7 separate regions of the Homo sapiens genome follow, and all the other regions are linked to region 1. The links are chromatin contacts, found by Hi-C or POLR2A ChIA-PET in ENCODE. All regions are on one chromosome and are shown on one strand. Each heading gives the region's core, a stretch centred on a gene start or an enhancer-like site at or near the end of the contact. The rest is flanking DNA. Distances are from core to core; before and after follow the strand shown. Region 1 holds the start of MALAT1 (metastasis associated lung adenocarcinoma transcript 1). Region 2 holds the start of PELI3 (pellino E3 ubiquitin protein ligase family member 3). Region 3 holds the start of CD248 (CD248 molecule). Region 4 holds the start of MAP4K2 (mitogen-activated protein kinase kinase kinase kinase 2). Region 5 overlaps PACS1 (phosphofurin acidic cluster sorting protein 1). Region 6 holds the start of EHD1 (EH domain containing 1). Region 7 overlaps PACS1 (phosphofurin acidic cluster sorting protein 1).

Region 1 (4,238 bases), core at 555-3,054:
TGATAGCTACACGAGGTTTGTGTTCTGATTTTAAATTAATGGATGACGTCGAGACTATATGGAGGAAATGACAAAGGACAGGAGAGAGGTGGGAAAGGAAGACCTAGACTGAAAATGGAAGTTGGGCAGCAGCTCCACGAAAGAAAGACCAGCCCCCAAGTGCAGTGACAGCGCAGAGTAGCGACCGAGAAGTTCCCAGGCCAGCTGCCACCCCGCCCCCATGCCATTCCCCAGAACAGGCACAGGCGTTAGGGCGGGGCGCGCGTGCGCAGTCACGCGCTGCGCCAACCGCCACAGCTCCGGGAAGGCGGCCAGGACCGGCTAGAGCCGGTTAGAACCAGTGGCGCCCGCCCACGAGCCAGCGCCTCACAAAGGGAGGGCGGCTCACGGCCCTCGCGTATCCCTGCGCGGCGCTCGCGAGCCGCCCCTCCCCCGGCGTTTGTCCCTGACGCAGCCCCACCGGTTGCGCAGTCCCTCCCCGCCCCCGCTCTCCCCTCCGCAGCCTGCAGCCCGAGACTTCTGTAAAGGACTGGGGCCCCGCAACTGGCCTCTCCTGCCCTCTTAAGCGCAGCGCCATTTTAGCAACGCAGAAGCCCGGCGCCGGGAAGCCTCAGCTCGCCTGAAGGCAGGTCCCCTCTGACGCCTCCGGGAGCCCAGGTTTCCCAGAGTCCTTGGGACGCAGCGACGAGTTGTGCTGCTATCTTAGCTGTCCTTATAGGCTGGCCATTCCAGGTGGTGGTATTTAGATAAAACCACTCAAACTCTGCAGTTTGGTCTTGGGGTTTGGAGGAAAGCTTTTATTTTTCTTCCTGCTCCGGTTCAGAAGGTCTGAAGCTCATACCTAACCAGGCATAACACAGAATCTGCAAAACAAAAACCCCTAAAAAAGCAGACCCAGAGCAGTGTAAACACTTCTGGGTGTGTCCCTGACTGGCTGCCCAAGGTCTCTGTGTCTTCGGAGACAAAGCCATTCGCTTAGTTGGTCTACTTTAAAAGGCCACTTGAACTCGCTTTCCATGGCGATTTGCCTTGTGAGCACTTTCAGGAGAGCCTGGAAGCTGAAAAACGGTAGAAAAATTTCCGTGCGGGCCGTGGGGGGCTGGCGGCAACTGGGGGGCCGCAGATCAGAGTGGGCCACTGGCAGCCAACGGCCCCCGGGGCTCAGGCGGGGAGCAGCTCTGTGGTGTGGGATTGAGGCGTTTTCCAAGAGTGGGTTTTCACGTTTCTAAGATTTCCCAAGCAGACAGCCCGTGCTGCTCCGATTTCTCGAACAAAAAAGCAAAACGTGTGGCTGTCTTGGGAGCAAGTCGCAGGACTGCAAGCAGTTGGGGGAGAAAGTCCGCCATTTTGCCACTTCTCAACCGTCCCTGCAAGGCTGGGGCTCAGTTGCGTAATGGAAAGTAAAGCCCTGAACTATCACACTTTAATCTTCCTTCAAAAGGTGGTAAACTATACCTACTGTCCCTCAAGAGAACACAAGAAGTGCTTTAAGAGGTATTTTAAAAGTTCCGGGGGTTTTGTGAGGTGTTTGATGACCCGTTTAAAATATGATTTCCATGTTTCTTTTGTCTAAAGTTTGCAGCTCAAATCTTTCCACACGCTAGTAATTTAAGTATTTCTGCATGTGTAGTTTGCATTCAAGTTCCATAAGCTGTTAAGAAAAATCTAGAAAAGTAAAACTAGAACCTATTTTTAACCGAAGAACTACTTTTTGCCTCCCTCACAAAGGCGGCGGAAGGTGATCGAATTCCGGTGATGCGAGTTGTTCTCCGTCTATAAATACGCCTCGCCCGAGCTGTGCGGTAGGCATTGAGGCAGCCAGCGCAGGGGCTTCTGCTGAGGGGGCAGGCGGAGCTTGAGGAAACCGCAGATAAGTTTTTTTCTCTTTGAAAGATAGAGATTAATACAACTACTTAAAAAATATAGTCAATAGGTTACTAAGATATTGCTTAGCGTTAAGTTTTTAACGTAATTTTAATAGCTTAAGATTTTAAGAGAAAATATGAAGACTTAGAAGAGTAGCATGAGGAAGGAAAAGATAAAAGGTTTCTAAAACATGACGGAGGTTGAGATGAAGCTTCTTCATGGAGTAAAAAATGTATTTAAAAGAAAATTGAGAGAAAGGACTACAGAGCCCCGAATTAATACCAATAGAAGGGCAATGCTTTTAGATTAAAATGAAGGTGACTTAAACAGCTTAAAGTTTAGTTTAAAAGTTGTAGGTGATTAAAATAATTTGAAGGCGATCTTTTAAAAAGAGATTAAACCGAAGGTGATTAAAAGACCTTGAAATCCATGACGCAGGGAGAATTGCGTCATTTAAAGCCTAGTTAACGCATTTACTAAACGCAGACGAAAATGGAAAGATTAATTGGGAGTGGTAGGATGAAACAATTTGGAGAAGATAGAAGTTTGAAGTGGAAAACTGGAAGACAGAAGTACGGGAAGGCGAAGAAAAGAATAGAGAAGATAGGGAAATTAGAAGATAAAAACATACTTTTAGAAGAAAAAAGATAAATTTAAACCTGAAAAGTAGGAAGCAGAAGAAAAAAGACAAGCTAGGAAACAAAAAGCTAAGGGCAAAATGTACAAACTTAGAAGAAAATTGGAAGATAGAAACAAGATAGAAAATGAAAATATTGTCAAGAGTTTCAGATAGAAAATGAAAAACAAGCTAAGACAAGTATTGGAGAAGTATAGAAGATAGAAAAATATAAAGCCAAAAATTGGATAAAATAGCACTGAAAAAATGAGGAAATTATTGGTAACCAATTTATTTTAAAAGCCCATCAATTTAATTTCTGGTGGTGCAGAAGTTAGAAGGTAAAGCTTGAGAAGATGAGGGTGTTTACGTAGACCAGAACCAATTTAGAAGAATACTTGAAGCTAGAAGGGGAAGTTGGTTAAAAATCACATCAAAAAGCTACTAAAAGGACTGGTGTAATTTAAAAAAAACTAAGGCAGAAGGCTTTTGGAAGAGTTAGAAGAATTTGGAAGGCCTTAAATATAGTAGCTTAGTTTGAAAAATGTGAAGGACTTTCGTAACGGAAGTAATTCAAGATCAAGAGTAATTACCAACTTAATGTTTTTGCATTGGACTTTGAGTTAAGATTATTTTTTAAATCCTGAGGACTAGCATTAATTGACAGCTGACCCAGGTGCTACACAGAAGTGGATTCAGTGAATCTAGGAAGACAGCAGCAGACAGGATTCCAGGAACCAGTGTTTGATGAAGCTAGGACTGAGGAGCAAGCGAGCAAGCAGCAGTTCGTGGTGAAGATAGGAAAAGAGTCCAGGAGCCAGTGCGATTTGGTGAAGGAAGCTAGGAAGAAGGAAGGAGCGCTAACGATTTGGTGGTGAAGCTAGGAAAAAGGATTCCAGGAAGGAGCGAGTGCAATTTGGTGATGAAGGTAGCAGGCGGCTTGGCTTGGCAACCACACGGAGGAGGCGAGCAGGCGTTGTGCGTAGAGGATCCTAGACCAGCATGCCAGTGTGCCAAGGCCACAGGGAAAGCGAGTGGTTGGTAAAAATCCGTGAGGTCGGCAATATGTTGTTTTTCTGGAACTTACTTATGGTAACCTTTTATTTATTTTCTAATATAATGGGGGAGTTTCGTACTGAGGTGTAAAGGGATTTATATGGGGACGTAGGCCGATTTCCGGGTGTTGTAGGTTTCTCTTTTTCAGGCTTATACTCATGAATCTTGTCTGAAGCTTTTGAGGGCAGACTGCCAAGTCCTGGAGAAATAGTAGATGGCAAGTTTGTGGGTTTTTTTTTTTTACACGAATTTGAGGAAAACCAAATGAATTTGATAGCCAAATTGAGACAATTTCAGCAAATCTGTAAGCAGTTTGTATGTTTAGTTGGGGTAATGAAGTATTTCAGTTTTGTGAATAGATGACCTGTTTTTACTTCCTCACCCTGAATTCGTTTTGTAAATGTAGAGTTTGGATGTGTAACTGAGGCGGGGGGGAGTTTTCAGTATTTTTTTTTGTGGGGGTGGGGGCAAAATATGTTTTCAGTTCTTTTTCCCTTAGGTCTGTCTAGAATCCTAAAGGCAAATGACTCAAGGTGTAACAGAAAACAAGAAAATCCAATATCAGGATAATCAGACCACCACAGGTTTACAGTTTATAGAAACTAGAGCAGTTCTCACGTTGAGGTCTGTGGAAGAGATGTCCATTGGAGAAATGGCTGGTAGTTACTCTTTTTTCCCCCCACCCCCTTAATCAGACTTT
Region 2 (4,238 bases), core at 1,014-3,513, 970 kb after region 1:
GTACCCTAAAACTTAAAGTATAATAATAATAAAATTTTTTAAGAAAGAAATAAAGTTTCTATTTTATTCCTTTCTTTGAACCAACAGGGACAAGATCTAGATTGAAGAGAGAAAAGGGAGGGTTGACAAAGGAATTTCAAAGCAATACTGCAAAATCCTATTCACCACAAGTATCATTATTATTCCCATTTTACACATAAGGAAACTGAAGCTTAGTGAGATTAAGAAGCTGGAGTTCTTGGAGCAGAGCGCTGGATTTAGAGCCAGAAGCCAAGGTTGGAACTTAGGCATCTGCTACTGGTGTCCTAACTCTCCCTTCCTCTCCCTTACTTGGGCAATCCTGGTGTCGGGCCCACCTCAGCCTCCCTGAGGCCTGATGGTCTGGCTGTGCCACCATGCAGCTCCAATCCCAGTACTGCCCCAGGAGAAATCCCTGCCTCCTCCTCCAGTGAGTCTTGGTGATCCCTCTCAGACCTTCCTCCATGCAGTCCAGTGTCAGGTGGAAGCACTGGGGCTCCTGTGAAGCATCAGCTCCACATCTGCCTGGCTTGTGACCTGGGGCAAGTTTCTTCTTCTGCCTGAGCCTCAGCTTCCTGGTGTGTAAATTGGGGATTATAACAGGGATTCAGTATATATTCACTGAGGACCTGCTCTGGCAGGCAATGCATTAAAAGCTGGGGGTACACAAGGGAGTGAGGCTGTCCCAGGGTCCCCGTGCACACCCAGCACAATGGACGCCTCTGGTGGCATCAGTGAGGGCAGCTATCCTGTGTCACAGGGTTTGTGTGACCTGCAGCCAGCAGCCCAGCGGTCTGGTGGTGTCCTGCTTGGTGGAAGTCTCGCAGGGAGATTCTCTGTGACTAACGAGTGTCTTTTCCCCTAAAGGATGTGCCGTCGGCTGCTTTCTTGTTTCATCTAGCCGCTGGGCCCCAGAACAGTTGGCAAAGCAGTTGGTATCTTTGGCTATTTTTAGGTGGAGGAGTTAGCGGGGTGGATATAGTAGGGCCCCAGGGGAGTCTGGTAGATGGGGAACTTCAGGTGCAACAAGTTTGTGGGGGTGGGAGTGGCAGCGGCTCCCTCTCAGGAATGTTTAGGCAAACTAAACATGCATCCTTCATAATGGAAGTCAAAAGCCACCTCCTCTGTGCAGTCTTCCTTGATTTTCTCATTAAACACCCCCACCGCCCCCCACAAGACCAAAGACTTGATCTGGAACTATAATCCAGCCTTTATAGTTCCAGACCAAGAGTACTGAGCAATAGGGACCTTACCTGATGCAGACAAGGTTTCTCTTCTGCACCTCTGAGGCTCCATCCCTAGTCAGAACGACAAGGTACGAAGTTAGGAGTTGAGACTGAAGCCACTCATACAGCTGAGATTCTCTCTTGGCCCGTTTCTAGCAAACTACAACAAGCAAGTCACTTTTGTAAATCTATTTCCTCATCTGTAAAATGGGCAACTATCGTGCCTGCCTCCCAGGATTAAAGTAAAGGGTTTAATTTGCTCAAAGCACAGCGCACAGCGCCTAACGTAGACTGATAGATCTCTCGCAAGCCCCAGGCCCAGAAGGGGCGGTGCTCCCCCAAAACTCTCTTTCCTTTGCAGCACAGCGGGGGGTGTGTGCATCCTGGCGGAGGGGAGGGGACTGAGGGGAGGGGAATGGGGGGTGCCCGAGCTGGGCTGGAAGACAGGTCTGCGACTCTGGTCAACTGCAGCTGCTTTCCCCGGCCTCCACCGCTGCCGCACACCCCCTTTGCCTTTAGCATTTTCCTCCTCTCCTCTAATTGCGTGGCGTCCCCAGATGGTAGGCGGGGTGTCGGAGCTGGGGGTGCGTAGTCCCGGGCCTAAGGCTAGGGAAGGGGCCTCCAGCGCCGTGTGAGGGCCCTGACCGACAGTGGGGAGGGGCGCCCATGTCTCTGGGAGAACCCCGGAGTCCCCGGAAATGGAGGCGGAGTTTGGGGAGTCTGAAATGGGGGAGGGGTCGTGTAGACTACGGGGGAGTCCTGAGCCGGCTAGGAGGGGCAAGGGAGTCCCTCAGACGGAGTGGAGAGCGGGGCTTCCCTGGTCAGAGGGCGGTACCAGGGGAAGGGCGTGGTCTCCTGCGAAGGGGCGGAGCTCCGCCTACGAAGGCTGAGCATCGCCGCAAGAGGCGGAGTCTGGAGCGAGGCGGAGCTCTCCTAGGGGCGGGGAAAATGGGGCGGGGCCTCCGGACAGGGGGCGGAGCGTGGCTGTTCGCGCTCATCCCCCTCCCCCGGCCCTGGGTGTCCCCGTGACGAGGCAGCGCGGAGCCGCCGCGGGCCGGGCCCATCCCGCCGCAGCGGCCCGGGGCCGAGCAGGGGCTAGGCGGGGAGGGAGCGGCGCCCAGCGGGGCCCGGAGCGTGGCCAGGTGAGGCCGCCGGGGCGGAGGGGGCGGGGGCTGCGCCAGGCGGGCCCCGGCGGGCGCGGGGGGCGTGTTTGCGTGTCTGGGGGTGGTGGAGGGAGTGGGTCCGAGGGCGGGCGCCGGTGGCTGCTGCGCGCCCGCGCGTCCCTGCGGTCGCGGGTGCGGGTGGTCTCTGCGCCGTCCGGGCCCGGGGCGTGCGGGGCCGTGCACGCGCGCGTGTTGTGCGGAGGGGCCGCCGGGTGTGGACCTGCGTAGGTGCTGGGCCGCGGTTCCCGTTCTGCCCGCCCGGGGCGCAGGGCGCGGGCCTGCCCCGGCGCGGTCCCTCTGGCGCGGGGATGTTTTCCAAACGGGCTGCCTGCGGGAGACGGCTGTGCTGCAGCCCGAGCTCGAGGGGGGAGCGCCGCCTCCGCAGGCCTCCTGAGACCCGGGCGGCTGGGGACGCAGACAGACACCTGAGGGAGGGAAGAGCGCGCACCCAGGAGGAGTCTATTGGCCTACCCGCAGGGGGAGGCCGAGATGGGGAGACTGAGGCAGATGGTGAGGCGGAGGCGGGCAGACAGGCAGAGATGGGGAATGGGGGGAGAGAGACGGCAAAAAGGACAGCGGCTGGGAGGACAGAGAGTCATTGAGAAAGCAGATGGACAGACAGAGGCCTAGACCTCAAAGGGGCAAGAAAGATTCAGATGGACAGGTAGATTCAAAGAACCTGTCAGAGAGGCTAAATCAGAGGTCCAGAGGCTAAGAGCTATAAGCAGGAACTGAGTCTGAGATGAGGGGTAACGGCCCCCAACTCATTGGGTGCCCCGCTTTGAAGCACATCCCAGACTGGGATCTTGGCCAAAAAGCAGCCTCTGGCCACCCCAAGTTGGTCCATCTCTTTGGCACCACTGAATATCCTGACTCTCTTCACTGTGCCACCCCTCCCTGGTATCCCAGCAACCTCGGGCAGTTTAGAGGAGGCAGAGGGGAAGTGGTTGCCATAGCAGTAGAGGCGGTGAAAGGTCACCCTTGCCTTAGCCTAGGCGGCCCTGCAGCAGGCTGCAGCTGGAATTGAGCCGGGCTGGGGTGGGAACCTACAAAGCTCTTTTCTCTCCCACTCTGCCCAGAATGGTGCTGGAAGGAAACCCTGAAGTGGGGTCCCCCCGAACCTCAGACCTCCAGCACCGGGGGAACAAGGGCTCTTGCGTTCTCTCCTCTCCCGGTGAAGATGCGCAGCCAGGCGAGGAGCCCATCAAGTATGGTGAACTCATCGTCCTGGGGTGAGCATCCCTGGCCTAGAAGGGGTGAAGCACCAGACACCCACCCAACGCAGCCAGAACAAGGGCCCGACCCCTCCTCCCCCCACATAGGGCCTTCAGCTGTTTGTCCCTCCTCACCTTCCTAGCTGAAAGACAAAATTGACCAAACCCACCTCAATTCATAATTATTATTTTATCTTCCCATTTTTCACAAAGTACTGTGACAACTCTAACCACCCAACTTCCTGATCAGATGAGAAAAATGTTAACACCAGCTGCCTTTCCTAAAGCACCTAGTGTGTGTGGTGTGGGGTGAAGAACTCTGGTTCTCCAGCAAAACTGCTTGGTTCAAATCCTGCCTCTGCAAGTTGCTGAACTTCCCTGTGCCTCTGTTTCCCCTGTTTTGCAAATGGGGATGATAATAATCCCTTCCTCAGAGGGTTGTTGGAAGAAATGAATGAGGTGATTTCTGTAAAGTACATAGAACAGCGCCTAGCACATATCGAGTGTTCTGGGAGGCAGGCCTGTGCCAAGCCCTTTCATGGACATTATTTCATTTCAATCTTCACAAAGATGCTGTGAGGAAGGAGGTGAGGAAACCGAGGCTCAGAGAGGGGAAG
Region 3 (4,238 bases), core at 650-3,149, 820 kb after region 1:
TTAGTGGGGCTCTGAGAGGGCAGGAGGGTGGGGAGGGCTGCGGGCTGGGTGGCAGCAGGCACAGAGATTTGATGGGCAGGAGACACAGGGGACCTGGAGGTGGTGGTCAGAGAGGGCTGGGCAGTTGGGATAATGGGAAGCTGGGTGGCCTGGGTTCTGAGGACAAGGGCATCTGGGGCTTGAGGGGGTAGCTGGGCACCGAGGGTGGTGACCAGAGGGGCATGGTTAGGTGGGATTCCAGGCAAATGAGTGGTGGTCTGGGTGCCAGCGACCCGGGTGTCTGGAAACATGGGGGACTGGTGGGCAGGGAAGAGCTCCGGATATTTGGTTGAGATCATAGGGGGCTGGTGGGCAGGAGGCTGTGCTGAATGAGAGACAGAGAGAATACCGGGTTGGTAGGCAGAAGGCAGATCTGGATAGTTGGCTGCGATCACGGGGATCTGGTGGTCACGGGACAAAGCTGGGTGTGTGGCAGGGATCACAGGAGGCTGGTGGGCAGAAGGCAGTGTGGGATGCGTGGCAGAGACCACCACAGGCCGGGTGACGGAGAGCACTGAGGAGTGGTAGGGGACCCTGGGGGCACTGAGCGGGGGTGGCCAGGTGGGCTCCGGGTAGGGTATCTGTGGCTCTCTGTCCTCTGGGAAGCTCGGTCTATAGGCCAGGGCAAAGTCAGGCGGCTGCGTAGGCTCCATCCACAGGATCCCAGGCATCTCCGTCCAGCCACCGTTGAAGGCCTTCCAGGCCTCGTCTTCATCTTCCTCATCCTCCCCGTCATCCAGCAACTCATCTCCGAGGTCCTGGGAAGCCTGGGCACCCATGGCCCCTGCAGGGCTGCAGCTGATGCCATCAGCCTCCAGCTCATGTCCCTCGCTACAATAACACTCGAAGCCACCAACGTAGTTGACACACATCTGCTGGCACACACCGGCAATCTGGCACTCATCTGTGTCCACACAGCGGTGCGGATCATCCTCCGCTGGCCGGAAACCCAGGCGACAGTGGCAGCTGTAGCCTTGTGGCCCACCGGGCTCACACTGCTGCTCGCACGGAGCCTGGGCACAGGGGTCCTCGCAACTGCGCCCGTCTGCTGCCAGCCGGAAGCCCTCAGTGCAGCGGCAGGACACGTGACCATCCACCTCCTCCACACATTCGTGTTCGCAGCCCCCGTTGTCAGGGCTGCAGCCAGTCCCCAGGCACAGGGGCCCAGCCCGTGACCAGCCCACACCTCCCTCAGGCTGCTTCACGCAGAGCAGAGAGGCTCCCCTGCCAGCCTGGCACTGCACAGCGGCCACAGAGCCGAAGGGCAGCCACTCAAACTCTGTGGAGACCAGGTGGAAGGGCGTGGTATACACGGCTGGGCCGGCCTGGCCCGCCTCATCTTGCAGCGCCGGGCAGGCGCCCTCGAAGCCAAACTGGCACAGGTAGCCGTCGACAGCCAGCGTGCACGAGCCCTCCAGCCAGCGGTGCTCGCCACTTGCCTCCAGGGCCACACAGCGCTGGGCCGGGCAGGGGCCTCCAGAGGCTGGCTGGGCCCAGTTGGTGAAAGCCGTGTCCTGGTCCCCTGTGGTCCACGTGAAGCCGCGCAGTGGGCGCTGCAGCTGGCATTGCCGGGCCTGCCGCTGCAGCCCGATCCACAGCAGCCGGCTGGCTGGGCCCGCACCCACCAGGCTGTCCACACGCTGGGCCTCCTCGGGGGTCCGAGGAGTGGCCAGGTCGCCCCCCAGCTCGCGGCAGGCCCGCCAGGCCTCCAGGAAGGTGCGGCGCCGTGGGAAGAGAGCGTAGCAGCTGCTGGGGCCGCAGGCGGCACGGGGCTCAGCAGCCCAGGGGTCCTGGCCCAGTGTGGGCCCTGCGGCCGCCCAGGCCAGCAACAGGCGCAGCAGCATCGCGATGCCCCCGGACTGGTCCGGCCCCGGGCTGGCGGCAGCTCTTGACAGGGGGAGGGCCTGGGGCCTCCTGCGGGCGGGCCGGGGGCGGGCCTGGGGCCGGGCTCAGGCCTTGTAAGGAGTGGGCTGGGGCGGCTGCCAGCTCCCTGCTCCCTCTTCCCCGGGGGCCGCTAGAGCAGGAAGCAGTGGGGTGGGGGGCTCTAAGGTTGGGGGCGGAGGAGGGGAGAAGGCGCAGTTGACGGCTGCCCCAGGCCCCATGGGGCTGAGAGTCAGGGGGTGGGAAAAGCCTGCCTGCCGAGCTCTGTGACCCTCAAGTTGGGGCTCGGGGCTGTGGGGTGAGGTCGCTTCCCAGAGACTCAGAGACCCAAATCTGGACACAGCAGCCCCATCACACCCGGGAGCAGTCTCAGCCCAGCTGCTCGCCATGCACGGGAACACCCTCATGCCCACTCCTTTCTTGCCCCACAGACGCGCGCATGCGCCTCCCCCACCCCCAACCCCATGCAAGAGTGCACTCTCTGCCAAGCTGTTTGTCCCTTCACCTCACCGTGGACCTATGCTGGCTTGCAGATGACTCCCTTGCCACACGTACACACATTCTGACATGCTGAGACCCTAGGTGCACATACAAAAATGGTGTGGCATTCTACATGGCCTGACATATGAAGACCTCCGATTCGGCCTGAATGGAAACAGCTTGGTCACCCAGGCACAGGCATCCTCAGCCTCTCATTTATTTACTGAGCCCCTGCGTCAGCCTCTCCCCCTATACTCAAGCTTTCTGGTTCCAGCTGGGCCAGCGTGTGGGGGTGTTGGGGGAGTGAGGGGGCCAGGGGCTGCCCTCCCCTCACCCCAGCTCAGCCTGGGGCCCTGGGAACCTGGGCTTAGAGGGGGAGGAGGCAGCCCCTAAACAGGAAATGCCTCTCTGGGCTCCTGCGTCAGGAAGGCAGGGTGCGTGGTTTAGGGGGCTGGGTGGGGGCTGGGCTGCACGCAGGATGTGGAAGGCTGTGAGGGGACCCATGCAAGGCCATGTATGGGCATGGGGCACACAGTGACATATATGTGTATATGTGACACAGGCATCACGTGTGTGGAGCCCTCCCTGCCCCCGGGGCCTGCTGTTTCGGCCTGGCCAGGGTCCTCTTCCCGCCCTTCCTGGAGGCCTCTGGAGGCATGTGCACTGAGCCCATCATCCAGGATGGCCTCTGGGGAGCTGGCTGGCGGATTAACCCATGCACACCCGCTGCACTCTTAGCAGAAGTTAGAAACAGTGTGGGGAGGTGGGGGAGAGGTTCCGCCCTTCAGTAAACTGCCCTGATGCAGCTTCCCCCTCTGCCACAGATGGATCGACTTTGTGACTGCAGGGGAGTCACTGGCCCTCTCTGGGTCTCCTTTTTTCTCAGTTGCAACATGAGGGCAATGAGTCCAGGATTTTTAGCTCAGCAGGGCTGAGATATTGCGTCACAGCGCTCAGTGTTTGCAAATGTGCTTTGTCAGCTGTGGAGCCTGAAGCAAATGTTCCTGTCTTCTGAGCATATGTGGTGGGTGGAGACCAGGGTGCGTTTTTGCAAACCACCTTACAGTGCCTAGGCTGGCCCTGCAGACCCAGCCAGCCCCTCGAGAACCAGGGCTTAGGAAGTTCTTGCCATATGCCTGGAAGTTCCTTCTTACAAGGTCTATACATGTGAAGCACACAGAATGACTCCCCTTCTCAGGAGACAAAAGTCAAGATGGAGGAGTTCATCCTTCTGTTGGCTCAGGCCCCAAACCTTGAGGTCATGCTTGACTCCTCTCTTTCTCCCACAGCCCACATCCAGTCTCTCAGCAAATCCTGTTGGCTTCACTTTCAAAAGAGATCCAGAATCTGACCACTCCTGGACACCTTCTTTGCCACCCACCCCCGGCCCAGGTGGCTAGCAACGCCAATCTAGATTTCCCCAACAGCCTCTCCCGTGGTGTCTCTCTTGCCCTCTCCATCCTGCCAGAGGGATCCTTTCAAAATCCAAGTCAGATCTGATCACTTCTCCATTCAGAACCCTCTGAGCCCCCCATCTCGCTTAGAGGAAGGGCCACAGTCCTTGCCATGGCCTCCTGGTCTATGTCATCTGCCTCCAAACTCTGGCCTCATTGCTGTTCCTTAAATGCTCCAGACACTCTGCCTCACAGCCTTGGTCTTGGCTGTTCCTGCTGCCTGGAATGCTCTTCCTCCAATATAAAAATGCTCTGCTTCTTTACCTTCTCCAGGGCTCAGCTCAAGTACCAGAGTCCTTGACCATCTCACCCCACCCCACACCGCCCCCTGGGGCTCCTTGACCACTGGATCTTCCTGCATTTTCTCGCTCTGCACTTATCACT
Region 4 (2,500 bases), core at 1-2,500, 700 kb before region 1:
GCCCCACCCGAGGCACTCCACCCGCCTCCCTGCTGGTCATCTGGGCTCCTGGCCCACAGCTTCTGGAGACCAGAGGTGTGGGCACCTCACAGGCCCAGCTACCTTCAGTGCCTCTCGGCAGACGTAGGCAATCTGCCGCTCCTCCAGGGGCCCAGTGGCTGAAAGGAAAAGGGAGAGGCTGGCTTGGGGGCCCGGGGGTCATGCCCACCCTCCCAGGCTACCGTGTGTGGGAAAAGCAGCAGGCACTGTTAAATGAAAGCGGTGTTGGCCACGTCCCCTCCCAGTTTAGTCTAGGATACTGAACCCAGAGATGGACAGTATTTCTCTCAAGGTCACACAGCCAGGCAGGAGTGGAGAGGAGCCCAAGTCCAGGGCCCAGAGTCCCCTCTGGTACCCCAGTGGGGTAGGGGTGGGGGAAGGCTGGGGCCTGCTGGGGCCTGGAGCCCTGGCCTCACCATGGTAAATCTCCTGCAGGGAGCCCCCTCCGCAGAACTCCATGCAGATCCACAAGCGGTCATTCCTAGGGACAAAGAGCTGGGGTGGGCACAAAGCAGGTCACATGGGGGCTGCCTGGGGCCAGGAGGATAAGGCAGCCTCACCTGAGGTAGCTGCCAATGTAGGCCACCACATTGGGGTGGCGGCACTCACGCAGGATGGTGATTTCCTGCTGGAGGGAGCTGATGTCGTCCCCTGGGAAGCACAAAGCATCATGGGGAAGGCGCGCTGGGGTTGCCCTGACTCAGTGCCCCCATCTGCAAAATGGGCACAGAGTGCCTCCCTCCGGGCCAGGCAGGTGCAGGTGACAGCACCTCCCGGGGCACGCCTCTCAGGGGTCTCGGAAACGTCAACCCTCCGCCCGCACCCCGCGCCCGCGGGCGCTCTGCCCTTCCTCTGGCGCAGAGGCCCGACCCGGGCCCTCACCTGGGTCTAGCTTGACTATCTTCACGGCGGCCAGTTCGGACGTGACCGTGTCGCGGGCCTGCAGGGGCGGAGGGTGAAGCGGGATGGGGGGCGGGGCCGGGGGCTAGATCCTGCCGCGGGGTGCGGGGCTGGCACCCTCCTCCCGGCTCTCCCGCCCGTCCCGTCGCACCTTGTAGACGTCGCCATAGGTCCCGGCCCCCACGCGCTGCAGCAGCTCGAAGCGGTCCCGCGGGTCCTGCAGCGACACATCCCGCAGCAGCGCCATGGCCCGGCGCCGGGCGGGCCGGCAGGCGGGCGGGCGCGAGCTGCGGAGCCGGCGCGGGGCGGCGCGGGGCGGGGCGGGCGCCCGTGGCTCTGAGGCCGCGGGGGCGGGGCTGAGGCCCGGGGGCGGGGCCGCGCCGGGGATGCCCCACCGCCAGTCCGGGAGGAGGCGCCCGCGGGACGGGCCCTCGGCGGCGCGGGGAAGCCCCAAGGCCGGGGCGGAGCCTACGTCCTTCCGCCGCCACTGTCGCTCGCGCTCCACAGGTAGGGAGCGCAAAGTCCCGGGAGCCAGAAGACAGAGGGAAGAGGGGGCGCTCCACTCCCCGCCCCATCCCCAATTTCCCAGATAAACATGGACTTGCGCTTTATATTTTTTTTAACAAAATGTATTCATCTTTCTTGGAACTGAAAAATAAATCTATGTACAAAACAGGAAGAGATCAGGCTCTTGTCACCCACTCCTAACCCTCTGCAGATTTCCTCCGGGATGCTCCGAGATGGGCTGGACCTCTGGGAGGTTCCCAGAGGGTCGGAAGGGAGGTCCTGCTCTGATCCGGGGCCAGTTTCGTCAGGAAGAGGGCGGGGCTCAGGATGCTCATAGGCTGGGGGCGGAGTTTTGTGTCCCAGACTCGGGATACGAAGGAGAGGAAACTAGGATTTCCAAATTCTGGAGCAGGACTGAAGTTATTTGGGGCAGGGAGCTTGGATTCGCAAGATATGGAATTCTGAAGTGCGGAAATATACTCCTAGGGGCTGAGTGGTCCTAGGCTCCCGGGCTGGAGGTGGGACCTGTGCTCCTTGGGTTAAGGGTGAAACCTCAGCTCCTACAAGCTGGGAGGAGCCCTGAGTAACGTTGGTCTGGCTCTAGGTGAGCGGTTCCGAGGAGGAGCTTGGGTTTCTAGGGGCTGGGCCTTTAAAGACTGGTAATTAGGACCCAGCGTGAGGTTTCCATTGGCCGGCTGGGATTCTGGGAGAAGAGACCTATATTCTAACGACTGGGGCAGAGCCCTGGGTTCTGAGCTGGAGAAAATCGTGGGTTTGATACAGACTGTACTCGGGACCGGGAACCTAGGGTTTGGGTAGAGGTGAGGCCTGTCCCCTTTGGGCTGGGGGCAGAACATGGGCTCAGAGTTGGGGGACTAAGGGCGGAGCCTGGGTCCCCACAAGCGGTCCGAAGTCCCCAGTAGTTCAGAGGCCTTTGCGCTGCCGCTTGAGGAAAGACAGAGTGTAGTCACTAGGGGTGGACACTTTCTGCTTCTTCATCTGCACTTGCGACTGTGCCGTGAGTTGCAGCTTGATGGCGCTCGAGTTGATCTTG
Region 5 (4,238 bases), core at 1,005-3,504, 640 kb after region 1:
TAGAAGCCACGCTAAGGACTCATGGTTGCCATCTTCACGAGCTCTGAGATAGGTAAGGCACGCCCTTCAGAATCTTTATGGGTTTTTGTTAGCTCCTCAGCTTTCTCCAACTAAAATTGCTTTGGCTTAAGCTTTAGAACTCAAGATAAATGAAAGTTCTTCATTTTAACTTTAGTTGATAAATTACTAGTATTACAGAGCGATTTTCTGTGTGGAAAACATGCCAGCACTGTCACCCAGACACACTGTGCACAGGTTCAGCATGTACCATGGCTGCCTGAGGCCTGCCCTCATCCCTGCTGGCCTCCTCTCCTGCGCTTTTTTTTTTTTTTTGAGACAGAGCCTTGCTCTGTCACCCAGGCTAGAGTGCAGTGGTGCAATCTCAACTCAGTGCAACCTCCACCTCCTGGGTTCAAGCAATTCTTCTGTCTCAGCCTCCCGAGTAGCTGGGATTACAGGTGCCTACCACCATGCCTGGCTAATTTTTGTATTTTTAGTAGAGACGGGGTTTCACCATGTTGGCCAGGCTGGTCTCGAACTCCTGACCTCAAGTGATCCACCCCACTTGGCCTCCCAAAGTGCTGGGATTACAGGCGTGAGCCACTACACCCAGCCTCCTGCGCTCCTCTTAACGTGGTTTCAGATTCTGCCCACGTGCCTTCCAGACTAGCTTCTGAAACACTGTCCACCTGTCAGTTGAATTATTGAGCTACTGATTTGTCTGTGACTTTTAGCTCATAATTGGACTGTCGTAAATGACGTAGATACGTAAGTACGTCCTACGGGTTATGTGGCTATGCTGCTGAGACCTCACACTCAACCCTCCAGCACTAATTCACTCTCTTTCAAAATTGTGCTGTTGCTTTCAGTGTTTGGGGAGCCCAGGAGAGGAATGTGAAACAGGACTGCCCAATCCCGCTAACACACACACACACACACACACACGCCAAGAATGTGAAACAGGACTGCCCAATCCCACTGTCACACACACACACACACACACACACACACACCAAAAACCAAAACAAACCAAAATATTCCTGAGTGCAGGAGTTATGATTTAACAAAACCTTCATATCCTCTAACATCCCCACTCCAGAGAACACCCTACTTAGAATAAAAAGCTAGGAGTGATGAGCACCATGGCTTTCAGTCTTTATGGAGCTGTGATAGCCCATCATTATTTGATTTATTCTCCTATCTTTTCCAGAGCGGATGTAGTCTTTGAATAGAATTGCATAATTTTAGGGTTTTAAGCACCCTCAGTAATCGTGCAGTTTAGTTTCCCATCTCATGCCTTCCAAAAAACTTCATACAAGTTGACCCTCATCTAGCCTTGGCCCGAGTGCTTCCACTGAACAAGAATTCAGCAGTTTTTTAAGCAGGCCCATTCCATTGTATGGACTGCCCGAATTATTAATAAGTTCTCTATGTTCGGCTAAAACTTAACTCATGGGAATTTCCACCCTAAGTCCTGATTTAACCATTTGTAGAAATGAATGACTCAGTTTTTTCACTCCCACAGAAGTGGTCTTCAGCTATTGGAGGACAGTGCCCGGCCTCCGTAGGCTCTCCAGCCTCAGCATTGCCCACTTTTCTCTTGGCTTGTTGGGCTTTTTTCTTCTTGATTTTTGGGGATTTTTGAAAATAGCCCTATGTCTTGGATATGAGTCACAAATTGCCCCCCCCCCCACCATTTCGTCATTTGTCTCCAAGCTCTGTTTACATTGGTGTTTGCCGTGCAGAAGTTTTTCTTTAATGTAATAAAATGTAGCCATCTTTTTTAAAATGACCTCTGGACTTCATGTGTTTGGAGTTTATTCATACTTAGAAAGGCCTTGTCCACTTGAGGCTGTTTAAAAAATACCCATATTTTCTGCTAGTACTTAAATGGATTTGTGTGAGTGTGTGTGTTTGTGTTTGTGTGTGTGTGTGTGTACTTAAATCTTTTATGCATCTAGAATTTATTTTAAGATAAGATGTGAGGTAGGGGTTCAAATTAATTTTTTTCCAGCTAGCTGTCTAGTTACTCCAACATTATTGAATTACTCATTTTTTCCTGTTTTGAAATGCCATTATATTAAATTCATGACACACTTTTGGATTTATTCCTAGAGTGTTTCATATGTTTTATTTCCAAGCAAACCACCACACACATCTTATACCTTCATTACTGAAATTTTTAACCTAAATGTAAAACTTGTTATGTGCTTACCTGGCATCCAGCCGGTCAGGATGGTCTGACTCTGCTCCTTCCTGCCTCAGCAGCCTCCTCTTTTGTGCCACCTGCAGGTTAATAAGCATCTCTTATGTCATTATCCAGGCCATTGACCAAGGGGTGACAATAATATTGGCCATTGTAGGGCTGTCCTTTGGACTCCAGTGGAGAGCCATTACTCACTGTTTCCTATTTTAGAAATGCAGCATGATAGGTTAAAAAGTGCTTAGGGTTTTGGTTTCAGTTGCAGAACTAAATTTGAGCATCCCTTCTATTCATTGTTTCTCAGACTTTAATGTGAACAGGAATAACCTGAGAATCTTGTTAAAATGCAAATTCTTTTTTTATTTTTAGTAGAGACGGGGTTTCACCATGTTGGCCAGGCTGGTCTTGAACTCCTGACCTCAGGTGATCCACCTGCCTTGGGCTTCTAGAATGCTGGTATTACAGACATGAGCCACAGCACCCAGCATAAAATGCAAATTCTGATTCAGTAGGTCTGGGGTAGGCCAAGATTTTGCCCCGTTTATTTATTTATTTATTTATTTATTGGACAGTATCACACTCTGTCACTCAGGCTAGAGTGCAGTGGCCTGATCATGGCTCACTGCAGCCTCAAACTCATGGACTGAAGTGATGCTCCTGCCTCAGCCTTCTTAGTAGATAGGACTGTAGACTTCTGCCACCATGCCCAGGTAATTAAAAAAAATTTTTTTACAGAGATGGGAGTCTTGCCATATTACCTGGGCTGGTATTGAAATCCTGTCCCCAAGCAACCACCCAAAGTGGGATTACAGGGTGAGCTATGGTGCCCAGACGGCTTTTGCATTTTTAATAAGTCCCCAGGCCATGCTGATGCTGATGGTCCATGGACTACCCTATACTTTGCAGGACCAAGACTAGAGTGAGTCAAGTGACATGCCCCACGAAGTGTGTGAGGAGGCACTTACTGTCTTGGCACTTGCACAAACCTGAGAGCAAGCACTTCTTTAAGTTTTGTACCCTGGGTCCCTTGCTTGCCTCACCCTAATCCCAGCCCTGATATTGTGTTTCTTATTATTGTTAGGCTTACTGCTGATGAAGCTACTAAATAGGACTCTTGAGAGGTGAGCTCTTGCTGTCTGCACTTTTTTTTTTTTTCGAGACAAAGTCTTGCTCTGTCGCCCAAGCTGGAGTGCAGTGGCGCGATCTTGGCTCACTGCAACCTCCGCCTCCCGGGTTCAAGTGATTCTCCTGCCTCAGCCTCCCGAGTAGCTGGGACTACAGACATGCGCCACCACGCCCAGCTAATTTTTGTATTTTTAGTAGAGACAGGGTTTCACCATGTTGGCCAGGATGGTCTCGATATCTTGACCTCATGATCCGCCCGCCTCAGCCTCCCAAAGTGCTGGGATTACAGGTGTGAGCCACTGTGCCTGGCCGCTGTCTGTATTTTTAAACAGGTTCCCCAGGCGACCCTTAGGCACACCAAAGTTTGAGAACCACTGAAAAAGAGAAGTTCTGACTTTTAGGATTAATTTACAGCCTGTTATGAAACCAGTGCTTGCAACCTGAAAACATCATGCTACTGTTTACCTTTAGTTTTCATGATGTGCTTGAGATAGTGGTGGCTAAGCCCGAAATATATAAATTTTTAATTTTCATGTTTGTGGGTACATAGTGGGTGTATATATTTATGGGTTGCATTTGTTTTGATACAGGCAGGCAATGCATAATAATCACATGAGGGTAAGTGGGGTGTCCAACTCAAGCATTTATCCTTTGTGTTACAGACAATCCAGTTATACTTTTTAGTTACTTTAAAATGTATAATTAAATTATTTTGTACTATAGTCACCCTGTTGTGCTAGCAAATATTAGGTCTTATTCATGCTTTGTAACTTTTTTTTTTAATCCATTAGCCCTCCCCACTTCCCTCCCATCCACCCCCCTAACCCCACCACTACCCTTCCCAGCCTGTGGTAACCATCCTTCTACTCTTTGTCTCCATGAGTTTAATTGTATTAATTTTTAGCTCTCA
Region 6 (4,238 bases), core at 995-3,494, 620 kb before region 1:
GGGCTGATAGGGCCCTTTCGGCAGGGCCATCAGTGATCAGGGATCCTCTGGAGATGAGGTGGCAGCAAGAAGGAAATAAACGTGTGCCACCTCTCAGATCCTGTGGCACCAATGTCATCAAAGCACCGGTCTCGGACAAAGCAATCTCGAATTGCTCTTTTTCGGGTAGAAGCAGCAGAAAGCAGTAACTGGCTGTGCAAAAGCCAGGCAGTCAGTGCTGGCTGACCTAATGGGTGACTTCCACACATCAGCCAGACCCTCTGAACCTCGGTTTCCTGAACCAGTCAGGTGGGGGCTGCCAAGATGATGTCTAAGATCCTTCCAGCTCTGAAACTCTAGGCTTCCAAATTCAGAAAACTGGTCCTGTGCCATGTCTCTCCTTTCAAAAAAGGTGTGCCCTCACAAGGAAAGTGAAGAGGACTCCGCCTCTTCAGGACCCTTAGCCCAAAGGGCTGCACTCAACCTGGCCTTGACAGACAAACATCAACAGCCGTAAAACAGGAGGGCGGGCTGAAATGCCTGGAAGTGAACAGACCCTGCTGAAGGTCAGCTCTGTGCCTGGAGTAGGCCTGGCCACCAGCTTGGCTCTAGGGCAAGCTGCCCTGCACAGCTGGATGGCGTCTGGAAAGGAATGTGACCGTGCAGGGCGGGGACCTGGAAGGCAGGATTCAAAGATTCCTTCAGAGGCTCTTCGCTGGTGCAGAATTATGAAAGGCATGTGGAGTCCGTGAACGTGGGGTGGCAGGGAGGACAGGGTCTGTGAAGTACTTTGGTATGTCGCCTGGGGGTTGGGACGGGCATGTCTCGAGTTTCTCTGGAGAAAAGTGAGCTTGGGCATTGCACTCCTTGAGGGGCGGGAGCACTGTGTTTCATTCACAGCACTGAGACAGGCAGAGTCCTGGAGCTCACTCTCCTCGCGTGCAGAGGCCACTTAACTGGAAAAGTGAGGTCCAAGTGGGTGAAGGAACCTCAGATTCTGTCCCTCAGTGCACAGAAGGGCTTAGGGCCAGAATCTCATTGCAGGGCTCCCACTGCCACCACCTCATCCTGCTTCCTGAAACCCCTCAGGGCAGCACTGACCTCTTGAGAGCTGCCATTGGGAGAAGTGTTCGAACCTCAACTGTCCCCTGCCTCCAAGGGGCTGCCCCAAAGTCAGCAAGCCACAGCCGATCCTCCTCCTCCCTCCTACACAAAACCACCGTCCCAGGGGAGGCAGAGCAGACCCACACCGCACCAGAGAAGGGAATGGCTAAAAGTTTCATTGTGTTTTGCTATTGACACTTAAGAAGACAGGGAGGGGAGGGTTGATTTCCGTGAATTAGGTGCATCCAGCCTGCGGGACGGAGGTGGAGACCAAGAAAAGGAGCGCAGGAATGGCTCAGCTTCCTACTGCGGCCCTGCTGCTGAGGGGAGTGGGGCTGGGATCTGCAGGAGGGCTTGGTGGTTACCCTGGAAGATTCTGGGGAGGACAGAAGCTGGGGGAGCCGACAACGCCCACTCTTAGACCCCCAGTGGGTTTACTCTGGGAAGGGGCAGGGCCCTTGGACCAGGGAGTGGTCACTGAGGGTCTCACTGGGGCCTCGGAGACAAAGGACGGCGGGGCGACAGCCACGGGAGGGTCAGGCTCCGAGTGAGGGGTGTGCCCCGGACGCGCCCCCCGCCCCCTGGAGTGATGGGTGGGTACCTGTTGAGGAAAGCGTTGCCAAACGCGTTGAGCTTGCGGAAGGGGCGCCGCGGGTCCACCACGAGCGCGTTGCCCGGCACCACGCCCTCAGTGGGGCCGTGCATGACGGCGATGAAGGAGTCGGTGGTGGGCTCGGGCCCGATGCGCATCCCCGGGAAGTCCTGCTCGATCAGGTGTCGGATGAAGGTGGTCTTGCCCGTGCTGTACTGCCCCACGAGGAGCACCATAGGCTTGTTGTCGAAGTCAGCGTCCTCCAGCGCGGGCGAGTGGAACTCGTGGAAGCGGTAGTGCTCCTCCAGGGGTAGCAGCTTCTGCGCGTACAGCTGCCGCAGCCCCTCAGCCACCGTCTGGAAGAGCTCCGGCTCCTTCTTGCGGCGGGCATCCTTGCTGACCCAGCTGAACATACTGCCGGACACGGGGCTGGCTGCTGCGGGGCAGAGCGGCGGCTGAGAGCGGGGCGAGGGTGCGGAGCCGAGGCGGGGCCGGCCGGGGCAGGGAATCGGGAGCGACCCACACTGCGCAGGCGCACAGCCCAGCCCGTCGAAGCGCCCTCTGCCGAATGCTGCGCACCCCTCGCGGAGCGGCCTTTATAGGGTCGGTCCCTCAGTGGCGGCTAGCGCCGCCGCGGCGGGGGCAGGGCGGAATTGGGGGCGGTAGGGAGGAGCCCCTCCCAGCCCCGCCCCTCCGACTGGTGCCACGTCTTCCCCTACCCCGCCCCCATTGGCTGATTCCAAATCTCGCGAGGCTGTGGTCCGGGTGCCGTGGCAACCGCACCTGTTTCGCCCCGCCCCTCGTAGGGAGGCTCGCGAAAGTGCTGCGGTTAGGAAGGCGAGGAGCGGGCGTTCGGCGGAGACGGCCTCTGGGCCGCGCGCCTTCCGGCACCGTGGCCCCCCCACACCCCCGCGGGATGGCTCCACGAGACACCCAGTCAGGCACCCTGGTTCCCTGACTACGCGCCGCGCCCGCCGTTCGCCACGTGCGGTCCTCCAGCTGGCTCGGAATCCCCGGAAGCATCGGAGTACCCCCAGGCGGCGGCACCTCCTCCTCTCAGCCCAGCTTCCCAGACACACACTGTCTTTGTCCCCTCATCTTTTATCTGCTTTGGGAGAGGGAGAGACAGGAAAGTGGTAGCAGAGCAAGCTGAGGGAGTAGAGAATCCGGGGCGGGCTGGTGACTGGGGAAAGAAAAATGGGCAGCGAGAGGCCTGACCTCCCCTCAGGCCGACGGGGTGGGAATGGGAGAGGGACGCAAGCGAGGGAGGACATGGGTGACACCGGACTCGCGCGGGAGAAGAGAAGGCTTCCCCACAAAGGCTATAGCTGGGGCAAGGCAGGGAGGGCATGAGGAGGAAGTTGAGGCTCTCTGGCCACTTGCGTATTGGGAAGTGAAATCGGAAATTCCCTATGTGGGGAAGAGGGGAAGTGTGGGGGCAACAATGAAATCTTGTGGGAATTTAGGGGGAAGTTTAAAAACCCAAATACTTCCACTTTCCTCTCGGGGTCACCACCATTTACCATCATTTACTGGGATCTGTGCCCTACCTCCCCTTACCAGTTCCTGGCTGTTCCATGGGGCTCACTCCCCCGCCATCCTCCCCGGCCACACACAGACCCCTTTGGCTGTCCAGGCTGGTGAGAATCTTCAGTGGGTGATGTCAGAGCTTTGGGGACTGATTGTTATGTAACCAGTATCAAGACACCAACCTGTGGTAGCAGGACCCTGGGGGCTCTTAAAGAGATCTGAATTGAACCTGCGACTTTGAAAGCCTCAGGTCCAACTTCCTCGCTTCTGGGAGATGTGGAAGCCTGGAGGGCTAGGGGCCTGTATCAGGGGATAACTTGGGCTGGTAGGCTAAGAGGAAGAGGCAGGAACTCAAATCTGAGAACGGGGGATATCTCAGGGGAACTGAGTGGTGGAATCTAGAGAGGACACGATGGGAGGTTTGTTCGCCTACCGCTTGTAAGATCCCTTCCGAGGGAATAGATAGTTCCCTTGCCCTCCCCTCTTGCTCCCTAACCATTGGAGAGCGGATAAGTAATTCCAACCCTGCCTGCAATCTTACGCCCCTTAGTGCTTTGATTTGATTCTTTTCATCATAGTAAAGCACACAAGCTACTGCCCCCCCCCTTTTTTTTTTTTTTTTTTTTTTTTGGTGTTATTCTCAAAAGAAGATACTGAGGCTCCTAGGCAGAGCTGTCACCAGAGGCTGCATGCCAATTGGTGACGAGGAGCCTCCGGCGGGCCTAGTCCAGACTTCCCGGGTCAGCCTTAGAAGCCACAGTGTTTGCCTCCTACTCAGCACTGTTAGGGATCCACCCCGGAGATGCAGTTTCTGGGTTGATCTAGGGAAGGGCCCAGGGCTGAGGATCCTGAATGAAGTAGTTGTTCAGTCGTCTCAATGAGGCTGCTCCAAACTGGCGCCCCGGCAGCATTCTCATTGACGCGCCATGGTTTTCAAATCTCCCCAGAGCCCTGTGTGCTGGGAAAACCCAGCCCTAGAAAACTGAAAACAACAAAATGTTCCTGGGTTATTTATAAACAAAACCCAGACCCT
Region 7 (4,238 bases), core at 446-2,945, 610 kb after region 1:
GGCTGGAGTATGGTGGCTTTCACAGGCATGATCATAGCTCACTGCAGCCTCGCCCTCCTGGGCTCAAGGGATCCTCCTGCCTCAGCTTCTCGAGTAGCTGGGACCACAGGCACCTGCGTCTAGCTAAATGCCTCTTGATTTTAATGGCATGTCTTGTCTTCATAGCATATTCCACAAAAAACTCTAAAGTCTGATAGAAATGATCCTTCTCTTTCCTGTAGTTTTTTTTTGTTTGTTTTGTTTTGAGAAAGGGTCTCACTCTGGTTGCCCAGGCCGGAGTGCAGTGATGCGATCTCGGCTCACTACTACAGCCTCTGCCTCCTGGGTTCAAGTGATCCTCCCACCTCCTGAGTACCTGAGACTCCAGGTGTGCACCACCATGCCCAGCTAATTTTTGTATTTTAGTAGAGACGGGGTTTTGCCATGTTGGCCAGGCTGGTCATGAACTCCTGACCTCAAGTGATCCTCCCGCCTCAGCCTCCCAAGGTGCTGGCGTTACAGGCATGAGCCGTAGCACCCAGCCAACATTTTACTCTTTATACGTGTGTTCAGCTACAAAACTTTCTTCCCTACCAACCCTCCCAAGTCTAAGTAAAATTGATCTCGGAGTCACTTGACCTATTTATCTGGTATTATCCTGGTACGCTGCTAGAGGTATATATACAGGGTCATGTGTCACTTAAGGATGAGAATGTGTTCTGAGAAACATGTCATCATTGAGTGTACTTACACAAACCCAGATGGCATAGCCCACTACGCACCTAGGCTGTGTGGTATGGCCTGTTGCTCCTAAGCTACAAACCTGTACAGCACTGATTCAACTTTAGGCAATTGTAACACAGTGGTATTTGTGGATCTAAACATAGAAAAGGTACAGTAAAAATACAGTATAAAAAATGTTGCATCTGTATAGAACAACTCCATTATAATCTTATGGGACCCCTGTTGTATATGTGGTTTATTGTTGACTGCATGTTGTTCTGCGGTGCATGACTGTACTAGTTTTAAAAGCAGAACTGTCTCTATAATCCACTTCTTAGCTTCAGGTACTATTTCCTAATATCAGACACGTGGCACTGACTTTTCTTCTTAACTCCAGACTTATGTATCCAAGTGCCTATTTGACATCTGCATTTGGATATTGGATCAGCATCACAAATTTAATACAAGGACCTAACTCTTGATTCTCTCCACAACGCCAAACCTGTTTTTCCTCTAATTGTCCCCACCTCAGTCAACTATATTATCCACCTAGCTGCCTAAGCCAGAAACCTAGGAATTATCCCAGATTATTATTCTTTTTTTTGTTTTGTTTTGTTTTTTGTTTTTGACTCACTCACTCTGCTCAGGCTGGAGTGCAGTAGCGTGATCTCTGCTCACTGCAACCTCCACCTCCCGGGTTCAAGTGATTCTCCTGCCTCAGCCTCCCTAGGTGCTGGGATCACAGGCATGCGCCACCACGCCCAGCTAATTTTTGTATTATAGAGATGGGGTTTCACCATGTTGGCCAGGCTGGTCTTGAACTCCTGGCCTCAAGTGATCCGCCTGCCTTGGCCTCTCAAAGTGCTGGAATTACAGGTGTGAGCCACTGCACCCAGCTCAGATTCTTCTTTATAATGCCTGCCTCATGTAGTCCCTCAGCAGGAGCTATTGATTCTGAACCCTTCCCATCCCCCGTGGTTCCCTTGCTCTCCTGTCGTTCACACCACCCTGTCTCACCTGCATCACGCAGTAGCCACCAGACTGATCTGTTTCACTGCCTGTGCAGTTCTTCTCTACACTGCCGGCAGAGTGGTCTCTTTGAAATGCAGATCTGATTGTTGCACTCACCTGCCTAATCCCCTCCAGTAAAACCCAGACTTCTTCTCCTGGCCTACAAGATCCTGTTTGGCTTGGCCTCTGCCTGCTCTCCAGCCTGTTTCTTACCCTCTTCGCCTAGTTTGCTGCATGCCTGCCACATGGCCTGCCTTCTGCTGCTGCTTGGATAGGAGAGGCTCAGTCTCTCCTTAGGGCCTTTGTGCTTGCAGTTCTTGGAAATGCTTGGATGTCAGAAGGTTACATGGCTGTCCCGTTGGTGTCATTCAGGTCTCACTCAGCGCAGACAGGCCTTCCCTCGCTGCGCAGTTAGTCACATGCCTCTCGTTGCTTTCTTAATATTTTACTTTAAACTTTTTTTCTATTACATACCTTATCCGACATGATTTTGTTTGTGTGTTTTACAGGAGAGGGGTTATATCTGTCTCGTTCATGACTGAGTTCTCAGTGCCTGAACAGTTCCTGACATCCAGTAGACCCTTTATATCTATTTGTTGAATAAGTGACTGCTTTTCCCGTTGTGCATGGGCCAGTGCCAGGGGTCGAGTTGTAGTGAACTGAGAGTACATGGACAGTGCTGAATGGGGAAATGAAAGTTATCAAAAGCCTCTGGTGCCTTGCTTATTCATAGCAGATTTGTTCATAATAACAAAAGCTGGAAAGAACCCAAATGCCCATCAACACATGAATGAATAAACTGTGGCTATGATTTGGCTATAAAAAGAATGATACATGGTGGAATATGGATGAATCTTGAAAGCATTATGCTGCATGAAAGGAAGCCTTACACAGAAGAGCACATACTTAGGATTCCATTGATATGAAATTCTAGGAAGGGCATTTAATTTATAGTAAGAGAAAAGTGGCTAACCAGAACCCAGGATGGGAGAGGGTTGACTGGGATGGAACACAGAACTTTTAGGGTAATGGAAATGTTCTGTATCTTAAATATGGTGGTGATTACACAGGTATAAATTTGTCAGAACTTATCAAAATGTACAATTAAATCAGTCCACTTTATTGTATATAAACTATTTCTCAAAGTTGAACTGGTGTCTGACATTTAAATGTACTTTGGATTTCTTTTGTTTACCTACCCACTTCTTGGGCAGATGACTTTTCTTTTAATTTCCAGTTCTCCTAGCTACCTGCTGACTCATCCCAGACGTACTTACATTCCTGTTTCTGAATCAGTTCCAACATCCTTTGGGTCTCTTGTCCTCAATCTCTAGTTGGCAAAACATCTTTCTAATTGCAGGGTTATTGGTTATCTTCAGATATGCTATTGGAACTTACTTACCATCAAGGCTAGTTGGGTCTCCACCTCAAAGACTAAGTATCTCCAAACAGATACTTTTACAACGTAACAAGCAAGGAAAAAAAATGTTTGCAGCACATGTAGTTTGACAAGAAGACATAAGAGTATATTTTAAACTCTCAGTTCCTTTCGGTATGATGACTTGTATACTTTGATCAGACTTCCTCTTCAGAAGTTGTAGTCTTTATGTTTAGGATTCCTCCTGTTCCTGTTAATACAGCAGCTGAACTGAAAGCTGTATAGAGATTTGATGAATAGTTGACTGTCTCGTGATCAAACTCTTGCTCTGACATTAATATACTTTATTTAGTATCAAGTCTAATTTTCATCTTTTATTTTTCCTCCCTTTAGTTCACAGAATCACCCAGTCCTTTCTTCCTTTATTAATACATTATTTTGCAAGTGATATATGACCACAGCCTCATAAAGTACTCAAGCAAACACATAGGGTATGATGTGAAAGTGCCACTGAAGCTCTTTTGCATCTCTCCACCTCCCCAGACAAAAATACGATTAAGAGTTCGGCAGACATTCTTCCAGATCTTTTCCTAAGCATTGACATAGGACATGTGTACAGATACATAGACATTGTTTACGTAAGCAGAATCACTATGAGTTGTTCAGCTTGTTTTTTTTTCACATAAAAACGTATCTTGGGGGCTGGGTGCGGTGTCTCACGCCTGTAATCCCAGCACTTTGGGAGGCCGAGGCGGGCGGATCACAAGGTCAAGAGATCGAGACCATCCTGGCTAACACGGTGAAACCCCGTCTCTACTAAAAATACAAAAAATTAGCCGGGAGTAGTGGCGGACGCCTATAGTCACAGCTACTCGGGAGGCTGAGGCAGGGAAATGGCATGAACCCAGGAGGCAGAGGTTGCAGTGAGCTGAGATCCCACCACTGCACTCCAGCCTGGGCGACAGAGCAAGACTCCGCCTCAAAAAAAAAAAAAAAAGTACCTTGGGGATTTTTCTGTTTTTGTACTTACAGGCCTATCTCATACTTTTTAATGGCTGCTTAGTATGCCATAGAATAGAGAAAACACAGTTTATTTAACTAATCCTACTAAATGGACATTTATTTCTAATTTTCACTCTAATAGTCA

The links. Hi-C counts contacts between places; a loop is a spot of excess contacts on that map. ChIA-PET counts read pairs that join two places held with the same protein, here RNA polymerase II (POLR2A). Pooled maps may share reads with other maps.
Region 2: a pooled map shows a loop between it and region 1 (4-fold over the local background). The contact joins the promoter of PELI3 here to the promoter of MALAT1 in region 1. A Hi-C loop is called at or near these places in 1 of 50 pooled maps. POLR2A ChIA-PET finds 5 or more read pairs at or near these places in 3 of 52 experiments (GM10248, PC-9 and WTC11).
Region 3: POLR2A ChIA-PET joins it to region 1 with 9 read pairs in CD4-positive, alpha-beta T cell. The contact joins the promoter of CD248 here to the promoter of MALAT1 in region 1. A Hi-C loop is called at or near these places in 3 of 50 pooled maps. POLR2A ChIA-PET finds 5 or more read pairs at or near these places in 6 of 52 experiments (AG04450, CD4-positive, alpha-beta T cell, GM10248 and 3 more).
Region 4: a loop to region 1 is called in a pooled map, with 2.6 times the contacts of the local background. The contact joins the promoter of MAP4K2 here to the promoter of MALAT1 in region 1. A Hi-C loop is called at or near these places in 4 of 50 pooled maps. POLR2A ChIA-PET finds 5 or more read pairs at or near these places in 4 of 52 experiments (CD4-positive, alpha-beta T cell, T-cell, activated B cell and 1 more).
Region 5: a loop to region 1 is called in a map with no recorded cell type, with 5 times the contacts of the local background. The contact joins the enhancer-like site here to the promoter of MALAT1 in region 1. A Hi-C loop is called at or near these places in 3 of 37 single-sample maps with no recorded cell type and 2 of 50 pooled maps. POLR2A ChIA-PET finds 5 or more read pairs at or near these places in 3 of 52 experiments (A673, GM12878 and K562).
Region 6: a map of naive thymus-derived CD4-positive, alpha-beta T cell shows a loop between it and region 1 (19-fold over the local background). The contact joins the promoter of EHD1 here to the promoter of MALAT1 in region 1. A Hi-C loop is called at or near these places in 1 of 168 maps with a recorded cell type or tissue (naive thymus-derived CD4-positive, alpha-beta T cell), 4 of 37 single-sample maps with no recorded cell type and 11 of 50 pooled maps. POLR2A ChIA-PET finds 5 or more read pairs at or near these places in 11 of 52 experiments (B cell, CD4-positive, alpha-beta T cell, CD8-positive, alpha-beta T cell and 8 more).
Region 7: a loop to region 1 is called in a pooled map, with 2.4 times the contacts of the local background. The contact joins the enhancer-like site here to the promoter of MALAT1 in region 1. A Hi-C loop is called at or near these places in 2 of 50 pooled maps. POLR2A ChIA-PET finds 5 or more read pairs at or near these places in 3 of 52 experiments (A673 and activated CD4-positive, alpha-beta T cell).

Annotation. Positions count from the first base shown.
Region 1 is chr11:65,497,241-65,501,478 of GRCh38, forward strand. MALAT1 (metastasis associated lung adenocarcinoma transcript 1) reads left to right here and starts at 1,805. Exons shown (of 1, transcript NR_002819.5): 1 at 1,805-4,238. It also overlaps TALAM1. RefSeq lists enhancers at 1-996, 566-805, 866-935, 1,496-1,565, 1,616-1,695 and 3 more, a cis regulatory region at 257-272 and a silencer at 466-525.
Region 2 is chr11:66,464,642-66,468,879 of GRCh38, forward strand. It overlaps PELI3 (pellino E3 ubiquitin protein ligase family member 3), which reads left to right and starts at 2,264. Exons shown (of 8, transcript NM_145065.3): 1 at 2,264-2,386; 2 at 3,487-3,639; 3 at 4,192-4,238. The coding sequence starts at 3,488. RefSeq lists enhancers at 229-730, 731-1,230 and silencers at 2,182-2,391, 2,402-2,751.
Region 3 is chr11:66,315,145-66,319,382 of GRCh38, forward strand. CD248 (CD248 molecule) reads right to left here and starts at 1,900. Exons shown (of 1, transcript NM_020404.3): 1 at 1-1,900. The coding sequence starts at 1,883. RefSeq lists enhancers at 649-1,345, 3,902-4,238 and a silencer at 1,829-2,098.
Region 4 is chr11:64,801,964-64,804,463 of GRCh38, forward strand. MAP4K2 (mitogen-activated protein kinase kinase kinase kinase 2) reads right to left here and starts at 1,251. Exons shown (of 32, transcript NM_004579.5): 1 at 1,091-1,251; 2 at 922-979; 3 at 600-690; 4 at 456-520; 5 at 103-158. The coding sequence starts at 1,186. MEN1 (menin 1) reads right to left here. Exons shown (of 10, transcript NM_001370259.2): 10 at 1,553-2,500. The coding sequence ends at 2,371. RefSeq lists silencers at 881-1,060, 1,211-1,390.
Region 5 is chr11:66,135,342-66,139,579 of GRCh38, forward strand. All of the region lies in intron 1 of PACS1 (phosphofurin acidic cluster sorting protein 1), which reads left to right. Among named protein-coding and RNA genes, the nearest start is that of PACS1, 67 kb to the left of the region's middle. RefSeq lists silencers at 515-564, 3,569-3,728. Within about 2 kb of position 2,255, at least 6 of the 41 ENCODE cell types and tissues checked have a DNase peak (open chromatin) inside an H3K27ac peak, as active enhancers do; they include A673 and GM12878, where a contact is called at or near this core.
Region 6 is chr11:64,876,377-64,880,614 of GRCh38, forward strand. EHD1 (EH domain containing 1) reads right to left here and starts at 2,245. Exons shown (of 5, transcript NM_006795.4): 1 at 1,685-2,245. The coding sequence starts at 2,088. MIR10392 (microRNA 10392) reads right to left here and starts at 2,233; the gene lies at 2,147-2,233. RefSeq lists enhancers at 382-1,158, 822-921 and silencers at 1,082-1,151, 2,002-2,051, 2,072-2,631.
Region 7 is chr11:66,110,346-66,114,583 of GRCh38, forward strand. All of the region lies in intron 1 of PACS1 (phosphofurin acidic cluster sorting protein 1), which reads left to right. Among named protein-coding and RNA genes, the nearest start is that of PACS1, 42 kb to the left of the region's middle. RefSeq lists an enhancer at 2,985-3,074. Within about 2 kb of position 1,696, at least 19 of the 41 ENCODE cell types and tissues checked have a DNase peak (open chromatin) inside an H3K27ac peak, as active enhancers do; they include A673, where a contact is called at or near this core.